Regions from separate parts of the Homo sapiens genome. Here regions 1 and 2 are each linked to region 3. Evidence: chromatin contacts called from ENCODE Hi-C data. All regions are on one chromosome and are shown on one strand. The core of a region is the stretch at or near the end of the contact, and the rest is flanking DNA. Distances in the headings are between cores, read along the strand shown.

Region 1 (2,700 bases), core at 1-2,500, 3.3 Mb before region 3:
GTCAAGAGGGCAGGGTGCAGTGGCTCACGTCTGTAATCCCAACACTTTGGGAGGCCGAGGGGAGCGGATCACCTGAGGTTAGCAGTTCGAGACCAGCCTGGCCAACATGGTGAAACCCTGTCTCTACTAAAAATACAAACAAAACAAAACAAAACAAAATCCGGTTGGAGTGGTGCATGCCTGTAATCCCAGCTACTCGGGAGGCTGAGGCAGGAGAATCGCTTGAACTCGGGAGGCGGAAGTTGCAGTGAACCGAGACCGCGCCACTGAACTCCGGCCTGGGCAACAAGAGCGAAACTCCGTCTCAAAACAAAAAACAAACAAATCCAAACAAACAAACAAACAAACAAAAACAGGTCAAGGATCAGAAAAGTAAAGTGAGTTGACACTCCATTTACACACAGAAAGCCCAATGTTTTTCTATTATATCAGGATACCTCTTCTAAAGAATGATAGCTTACCTTTCAATCAGAGAAATGATCTAAAGTTCAAAATGTTACTCCATAGCTAGCTCCTGGAGGAAGGAAGCTAGGTGGCAGCGTGTACACAAAAAGGCAATTCATCCAAATAATAATATAACAAGAATATAACAAGTAGGTATTTTCTGCTAAGTGCTATGTAGCACAGGGGTGAATGCGTGGCAGGGCAGGAGGAGGGCTGTTTACAAGAGGGTATGAAATGCAGCTCTTCTTTTCAAGAGTGGTTGCAGAATGCCAGGGCTACAAAGAGAGGGCCGCACATTAAGCATCGTATTATGTGGGTACAGAGTATTAGGGTTCTCGATGACCAGAAGGAGAATGAGTGCAGTTTGTTTCCTAGCAAGCCTTCTTTAGCTTCTCTTCCCAAGTGGGAGTGGGGTTGGGGTTGGGACTGTTCTTTCCTAGCTCAAAAGTTCACTTATGTCACACTAGGGTCAGTTTAAAGGAGAGTGCTAGTAAGGGTAAAGTCAAGTTACATAACCTAGCGGAAAATGAAGACCTAAAACCGCTCGTGAGCAAACACAACACTTTAGACGTAAACCTCTTCCAAAGAAGGGTGGATCTCAGCACTCTGGGTGAAAGCAATCTCAGCCAGTAAAACATCAGAACGCTTTCACGCACGCGCAGTAAGCACACGACCGGTGGCAAGAGCCCGGATAAAGGCGGAGCTAAAGGTGCCGGATAATGCATCACGGAGCGCGTGTGCGCACGCCGTAGGGGGCGGGCCGTTCGGGCTTGGTTTCCTGGGCGACCACCGCTGGCTAGTCCGTTAGAGGCGTGCGGGCTTCGGAGGCGTGCGGGCTTCGGGTGCCATGGGGACTCCTCCCGGCCTGCAGACCGACTGCGAGGCGCTGCTCAGCCGCTTCCAGGAGACGGACAGTGTACGCTTCGAGGACTTCACGGAGCTCTGGAGAAACATGAAGTTCGGGACTATCTTCTGGTGGGTGTTTCTTGTCCACCACCCGCCTCTCCCTGCCCGCAGGTGGTGTAGAAAGTTGCCTCCTTCCCGGCGATATTGCACTTGTGAAGGGCTGAGAAGAGCGGCAGTCACCGAAGGTTGCCTCCATGACTCCTGGACCTTCCCCTGTGCTCAGGCAACGCGCTTTCCCTGCTCTATTTCATTGTGCCCTGATGGTTGTTGCGGCCTCCTCCCAAATATGCGTCTCTGCCTGGCCTCCCTTCTAAACTCCTCTCTCCCATCTCCACCCTGAGCCAGGCCACTATCATTTGCCCTTCCCCAGTCTTGTTCTAGGACCTGATGTTTAAAAACACACAAGCAAAGACAAAACCCTTCAAGATTGAATTAATTTTTCCTCCAACAACCAAAGTTGTCTTTTTTTTTTTTTTTTTTTTTTTTTTTGAGACGGAGTCTCCTTTTGTCGCCCAGGCTGGAGTGCAATGGCGCGTTCGCGGCTCAGTGCAACCCTTCGCCTCTCAGGTTCAAGTGATTCTCTTGCCTCAACCTCCGGAGTAGCTGGGATTACAGGTGCCCGGCACCACGCCCGGTTAATTTTTTGTATTTTTAGTAGAGACGGGGTTTTACTATGTTGGCCAGACTGGCCTCGAACTCCTGATCTCGTGACCCGCCCGCCTCGGCCTCCCAAAGCGCTAGGATTACAGGAGTGAGCCACCGCGCCCGGCCCAAAAGTTGTTTTTCAAAAGTGCAAATTTGATTATGTCACTCCCCGACTTATTACTCTGTAGTGGTGCCCATTGCCTTTGGGATAACGCTTGAATTCTCTGACTTGCCAAGACCATTCCTCACTGGCCTTTGCCTATCTCTCCAGCTTCGCCTGCCAGTCCCCTCCATGCACTCACTTTCTTGCTCCAGCAGCTGCTTTTTTTTTTTTTTTTTTTTCTTTGGGCCCTCTACAGGCTTTTCCTAATCCTGGAGTTTCCACCGCAACTCTCTTGTTTTGTCCACCTTATTCTTCACTCAGGGTTAAGCTCAAATGACATCCTCGGGGGAAGTCTTTTTTGCTCTTCTAGACTGAGTACGCTGTTCATGTTTTTTCCCCGCATAGCACCCTGTTTTTATTTTATGTCACCGCTTTCCACATTTTGTTGTAATGGTATAGTTGAAAAGGCAGTGTGGGATTGTTAAGGGCATAGGTTATGGAACCCAATTGGCTGCATTTGATTGCAGGGTCCGCTATGACTTGGGGCAAGTTACTTGAGTTTCCATATCTGTAAAATAGAGGCAATGATAAACCTCATAGTA
Region 2 (2,700 bases), core at 195-2,694, 4.1 Mb after region 3:
GGCCCGCGACCCCAGGGAGGAGGGGACGACGGCGGCGAGCGCCCCCACCGGCAGCAGGCGCACCTCCCCAGGGGCAGCTGTCGCCGCGGCCCGCGGGGCCCGGGCCTCCCCGGGAGCAATAGGCTATCGATTCAGCTGCCTGTCGCTAGGAGCCCCGGGAGAGCGAGGCCTACACCGCCCGGCCGGAGCCCCGGCCTCGATTTCGCCACTTTCCCCAAACCAGAGGGAGAGCCCGGGGGCAACCAGGCCCGTCTGGGCGAGAGGGAGGAGAAGCAGAGACCACTTGCAACAGCGGCCGCGGGAAACGGGGTGCGGGGCGCCGGGCTCCCGCCAACAAGTCTCCCGGGGGTCCCCCACCCTACCGCCTGCCTCGCAAGTTGCGCATTCAAGTTCAGGCTGGTGCCCTTTAGCCTCCACAGCCCTCGCCACTCTCGAAACTGTATTAAAAACAAGACGCAGAAGAGGCCACAACCGAACGAAAGGCGATGGTGCTGGGCCTCTAAGAGCGCCGAGGGGGGCGGCCCACAGCGACCCTACCGCCCCAGTCACTTCCCCTCTGCAGACCCCGCCAGCCCCCGGGTCGCAGCCCCCGGCCCCTCGGCGTCCGGGTCTGTCACCGCCCGCTTCCCAGCCCCAAGACCCCTTTTCCTTAACGCCGGCGACGGGGGCTTCAGCTCCCCCTTGCCTCCGGCGCTCCTCGGCCTCCTCACCCTCCACATCCCCAAAATGCCCCCAGCACCTTTTAAAGTACGCGGAGGAAGAGTTTGCCGTCAAACTTTGTAGAGCGGTAACCTCGCCCCCCTCCCCGACCTACACTTTCAGGGCAGGCATCAGGAGAGATCACTTTGCACTTGGGATAAAGCGAATTAAGGAGCTGTCAACCATTTTAGGTCTTTTTTATAGAAGACATCCTCTCCTTCCCCTCCCCCTGCAATGGTTTTAATTTGACACCAAACCTTCCCACCGCAGAAGGGGGTAGAGAAAGGGAGGGGGTGGGGACAGAGGGCAGGAGGAGGGTGACGGGGGAGAGCGAGAGGGGGAGGCTGGGAGGGTGCGGGGAGGCGCGGGGAGGGGAAGGGGGTTGATTTACCTGAGACCAGCCACTGGCCTCCATTGTTGGAGAATTCAATGGCATTGACACAGCCGAAGTGGCCGAGGAGGTCCTTCTTGTAGAGGTTTCTGCAGCCCCGCAGGCGTCTCCTCTGAAAGTCCTGAGTGAGCAGGGGGTCCCCATGCAAGCCCCGCTGGGACAAGAAGCCCACCACTGACCTCATGCTGCCCCCCAGGCCAGCTCTCCTCTTCATGCTGGAACCGCCGCCGCCGCCGCTCGCGCCGCCGCCCCTCCCTCGGCCTCACGCGCGGCCGCTGCTCCCCCCACCCGGCCCTCCCCCCGCGCTGCGATCCGGATGGTTCTTTAACCAGCCATGGCAGGCAGAGCGAGGTGTGCAGACACTCGGCGGCGTTCGCGGCTTCCTGACGGTCCCCTCCCTCTCCTTCCCCCCGAGGCTCCTCCCTCTGCCTCTCCGCCTCCTCCAGCAGCTGATCCTCAGCTGCCGCCGCGCTTCCGCGATGCGCGGCCCTTCCGCCGGCTGCGGGGCCCCGAGAACGCGGCGTCGGCGCCCCTCCCCTCCGCGGGGGGCTGGCCGGAAGAACGCGGGCGGCCGGCCCGGAGACCACGGGCGCCGGCTGCTTTCCCAGTTGAGCCGCTTCCCGCCTGGGGACCTGGGTGGCGCCGGGCGGAGACCCCTCTGCACCCCAGCGCCCCGCACTCCGCGGAGTTGAATGCGCGTAACAATCCGAGTGGCCGCCGGGCTTTGGCTCGCCTTCCTCCCGCGGGGACCCGCGGGCCGGCTGCTGCCCGGAGGCCAGCGCCCGTACGAGTTCGGGGAAAATGCGGCTGGAGTGGGGGAAGGTGCGGGCGGGGGCTCCGGCCCTCCTTCCTCTGCTGGCCTCTGCCTTGGGCAGTCCGGCCCTGCCCGAGGCGGGGGAACCGGGAGGTAGGGCCGCACACTTGGAGGAACGTTGCCTGGGGGTTTTGTTCGCGCACCCGCCCCTTCCCCTCTCCCGGTAAATGTTTAACACCACCGCTCATCCCCAAGTCCAGTTCTCTAACTCTTCCTTCCTCCGGTCCTTTAGTTGAAAAAGGCTAAATTGTTCCGTCTGGCAGATTAGAGTGGTACATGGGGGGAAAGAGAAAGGGATAAAGAAGTAGGAAGAAAATTGCCAAAACCGAGTTGATGAAGTCCCGAGAAGCACGAGGTACTTCTCTCCGTTCCAGATAAATTTGCACGACACAAGAAGCGTGATTTGAAACTAACGATATATGTTATTTAATTGGGTTCGGTGAGCTCCTCTTAAAGGTCTCGAGTGGGGAGCACTGAGGTTGGACAGCTGTTAACCAGCAGCTGCGCTCCAGGCCAGAAGTGGCTGCACTTCAGTAGGATGGGAGTCACCGCGTTGACCCTAGTGGGTGTTAAATGCTTTGGAATTCTACCAGATACAGTTAAAAGTCCCCTTTTCGATGTATTATAGTACTTTTCCTGGAAGCTATCCTCTGTCATTAAGTGGTAATAAGCTACTGAAATAGGCACTTGTCAGTTTTGCCCTTTCAAGTTAGCAGGAATTACATCCTCTGGACCAGAGATGGCACAGGAGCAGTTGAGTAGAATCATCATTGAAAGATGGGCTGTACATCTCTGA
Region 3 (2,700 bases), core at 17-2,516:
TTCCACTTACATAGTGGCATCTGGATCCCCTATCTGAAAACTACAGAACAATTCAATTCTTTGCATACAGCTCCTCTTACTCACCTAGAATCACTGAACTTATCACCTGAGAATCTAGAATAATGGGATTTGCAACCCCCCCACCCTCCAGAACCAGGCCCCACCTCACCTTAGTGGTTAACATTAGAGTTTACTACAATATTAAAAGTAATAGTACGATCTCTTTTTCTCTCTGACCCCAAAAAGGAATAGAACTGAACGGAAATAAAAATGAAATGGAGAGTAGGAGACGTACCGCAGATTGAAACCTCGGTTGCTCTTCCTGGAATAAGAGAGAAAAAAAAAAATAGAAAATATAGAAGTTATTTTTACACTTAACATTCAATAATAAGAAAGAAAATGCCGGCGGCAGAGGAAGCGGAGGGTGGGGAGTCAGCCCGACACCCCTTCCTCCCTCCCCACCCCTTGCCCCCACCCTTCCACCCTCGGCGGGATCCGGTAGCAGGGTAGAGGGGTCCCGAGCGCCGCCCCTCCTTCCGGGATCCGACCTGGGCCAGAGGGGTCCCGAGCACTGTCTCCTCCCTGCAGACCCAGCTCGGGCATCTAGGCACCCCCAACCCCTCTCCGCCCTTCCCCGGCCCCCAGGATCCGCGGGTCACGGGAGGAGAGGATCGCAGTCCGAAGGGGCAGGTCCTGAACGCCGTCCCCTTCCCCTGGATCCGGACAATGGGATCCCGGGCGCCCCCCATCCTTGTCCCCCGGATCCTGAGCCGGGGAAGGTGGGAGCGGGAGGCCGCAGCACCCTCCCGCAAGGGAGGAGGTGGGGGTCCCAGAAGCCGCGTGTCTTCCCCCAACCTCCAGTCCCAGGAGGCCGCTCCGGCCAGGAGCCGGAGGGGAGCGAACCGGGAACGCGACGGAGGCACTCCTGGCCCCGAGGGGAAGGGGAAGGAGGCGGCGGCAGCCCGGCCCCCTCCCGCCGTCGCCCCGCTAAGAGCCCCGGCCGCTGTCCCCGCCTGACAACCCGCACGGGAAGGAAGAAGCCCCAGGACTCACGTCGCTCTCCACCTCGATGTCATCGTTATCGCTCATTTCCTACGGCCCAGGGAGCGGCCACTGCAGCGGCGGCGGGGAGGGGAAGGGGTGAAGGGGAGGGGGAAGTCACCGACAACAACAAGCCGAGTCCCCCCCACACACACACTCACTCACTCACTCACTCGCTCTCTCACTCACACACACACACAACACGGGCAAGAACCACCTCCTCACTGCAGCACCGGATCAACGGCGGCACGCACGCCCGGTCGGCCCCCGCCACGTGACCAGGCTCGCAGCGCTGGGGCAGCCGAGACTTGTAGTTCTTGTCCCTCTAACAGACGGCCCGGGTAGCTCCAGAAAAACTACAAATCCCGGAAGAAACCGCATCCAGGCGACGCCAGCCCGGCTTGTTGACGGAGCCCAAGGCGCCTGCGCGTCCCGGGGAGGGGGGGGGGGGCGGGGGGGGGCGGGGAGAGCCGCGGCGCGGCGCCTCCTGGGAGTCGTAGTCCGCAGACCGCGAGTTGTCAGGAGATTTTCCTCCCGAGGCGGCAGAGGAGGCTGCTGGGAAGACAGGACACGTGGAGGGAGCTGGAACTCCTGGAGCCGGGCACCGTCTGCGCGCTGGACGCCGGGCCCAGGGGACTGGGTGGAGTCTCTGGGGGAGTAGCCGGCTGTCTAAATAATGCTGCCTCTCTTTGGTGTGACTGGTTATACTTTGTCTTCTTCATACGGAGTGGTTCCGTTTTGCGCCTAGGGGCGTAACCCGCCCGGGAGGGAATCTGGCTGCGGCGGACCAGGGGGCGCGGCTCGGGATGCCTGCGCGAACCCTCGGGGGCTGGTGGGGAGGTGTCAGTGGCAGGTGTTTCGTGGTGCTACCGGACAGGCAGAATGACCGACCTCGCCGGGCGACCGCTCCCAGCCGCGAGAATCCTGTATTCGTTTATCTGGGAGTGACCATCCTCGCTACTCAGCTACTCACGTGAGGCTCCAGCGTTCACACAACGCGAACCCTCAACCACTATGGACGTGGAAGTAAAAGCCCCTTCAGAGTTTGTTGTAGCCCAGACAGTTTAGGCAATATCCCAGCTCAGAGTACCATAATTAAGATTGCAAAAAGGATCAATATGGGAAACTTTTGCAGTTCCCTGTCCAGTTAAAATCATATTTATATACTGTGGCATGAAGTGTAATCACATGCATTCCACCGATATTTATTGAACACCTAACTTGCCACAAGGGGATGCCATAACGGATAAGACCAAAACCATCCCTGCCTTCATGCAGCTCACAGCTGTGCAAGCAAGCGTGCCGGTCCTGCCGCCATTGTAAGAGTGTGCAACAAGTCCCATGGGAAGGAAGAAAACCATAACAGACACTTTCCACCCTGAGACAAAGTACCCATACTACTCCTTTACATCTGGTCTCCAAAGTGAATGACATCTTGAGCTTTTCCCATGAGTTACTGATTCCCGGATGAATACCATATTATCCCTGACTTTTGAATGTGGAAATTTGGGGATATGTCACACACAATTCTTGTGACACACATTCCTCAACGTGAGCATGTCATCTATGCTGAAAAGACAAATGTAAATGTGGTAATTTTTCCTTTACATTTTTTCCTTTAATATCTATTGTATTTCTTTCTCTCTCTCTTTTTTTTTT

What was found. A loop is a pair of places that touch in the nucleus more often than their neighbours do. Pooled maps may share reads with other maps.
Region 1: a map of CD4-positive, alpha-beta T cell shows a loop between it and region 3 (9-fold over the local background). The contact joins the promoter of SNAPC1 here to the promoter of MAX in region 3. A Hi-C loop is called at or near these places in 3 of 168 maps with a recorded cell type or tissue (CD4-positive, alpha-beta T cell, CD4-positive, alpha-beta memory T cell and naive thymus-derived CD4-positive, alpha-beta T cell) and 5 of 50 pooled maps.
Region 2: a map of CD8-positive, alpha-beta T cell shows a loop between it and region 3 (10-fold over the local background). The contact joins the promoter of DCAF5 here to the promoter of MAX in region 3. A Hi-C loop is called at or near these places in 2 of 168 maps with a recorded cell type or tissue (CD4-positive, alpha-beta memory T cell and CD8-positive, alpha-beta T cell), 1 of 37 single-sample maps with no recorded cell type and 6 of 50 pooled maps.

Annotation. Positions count from the first base shown.
Region 1 is chr14:61,761,170-61,763,869 of GRCh38, forward strand. It overlaps SNAPC1 (small nuclear RNA activating complex polypeptide 1), which reads left to right and starts at 1,251. Exons shown (of 10, transcript NM_003082.4): 1 at 1,251-1,419. The coding sequence starts at 1,292. RefSeq lists enhancers at 1-733, 577-666, 734-1,477, 1,478-2,221.
Region 2 is chr14:69,151,675-69,154,374 of GRCh38, forward strand. It overlaps DCAF5 (DDB1 and CUL4 associated factor 5), which reads right to left and starts at 1,445. Exons shown (of 9, transcript NM_003861.3): 1 at 1,091-1,445. The coding sequence starts at 1,304. RefSeq lists silencers at 1-219, 380-429, 1,250-1,889.
Region 3 is chr14:65,101,251-65,103,950 of GRCh38, forward strand. It overlaps MAX (MYC associated factor X), which reads right to left and starts at 1,267. Exons shown (of 5, transcript NM_002382.5): 1 at 1,054-1,267; 2 at 296-322. The coding sequence starts at 1,089. RefSeq lists enhancers at 338-838, 1,532-1,681 and a silencer at 852-1,201.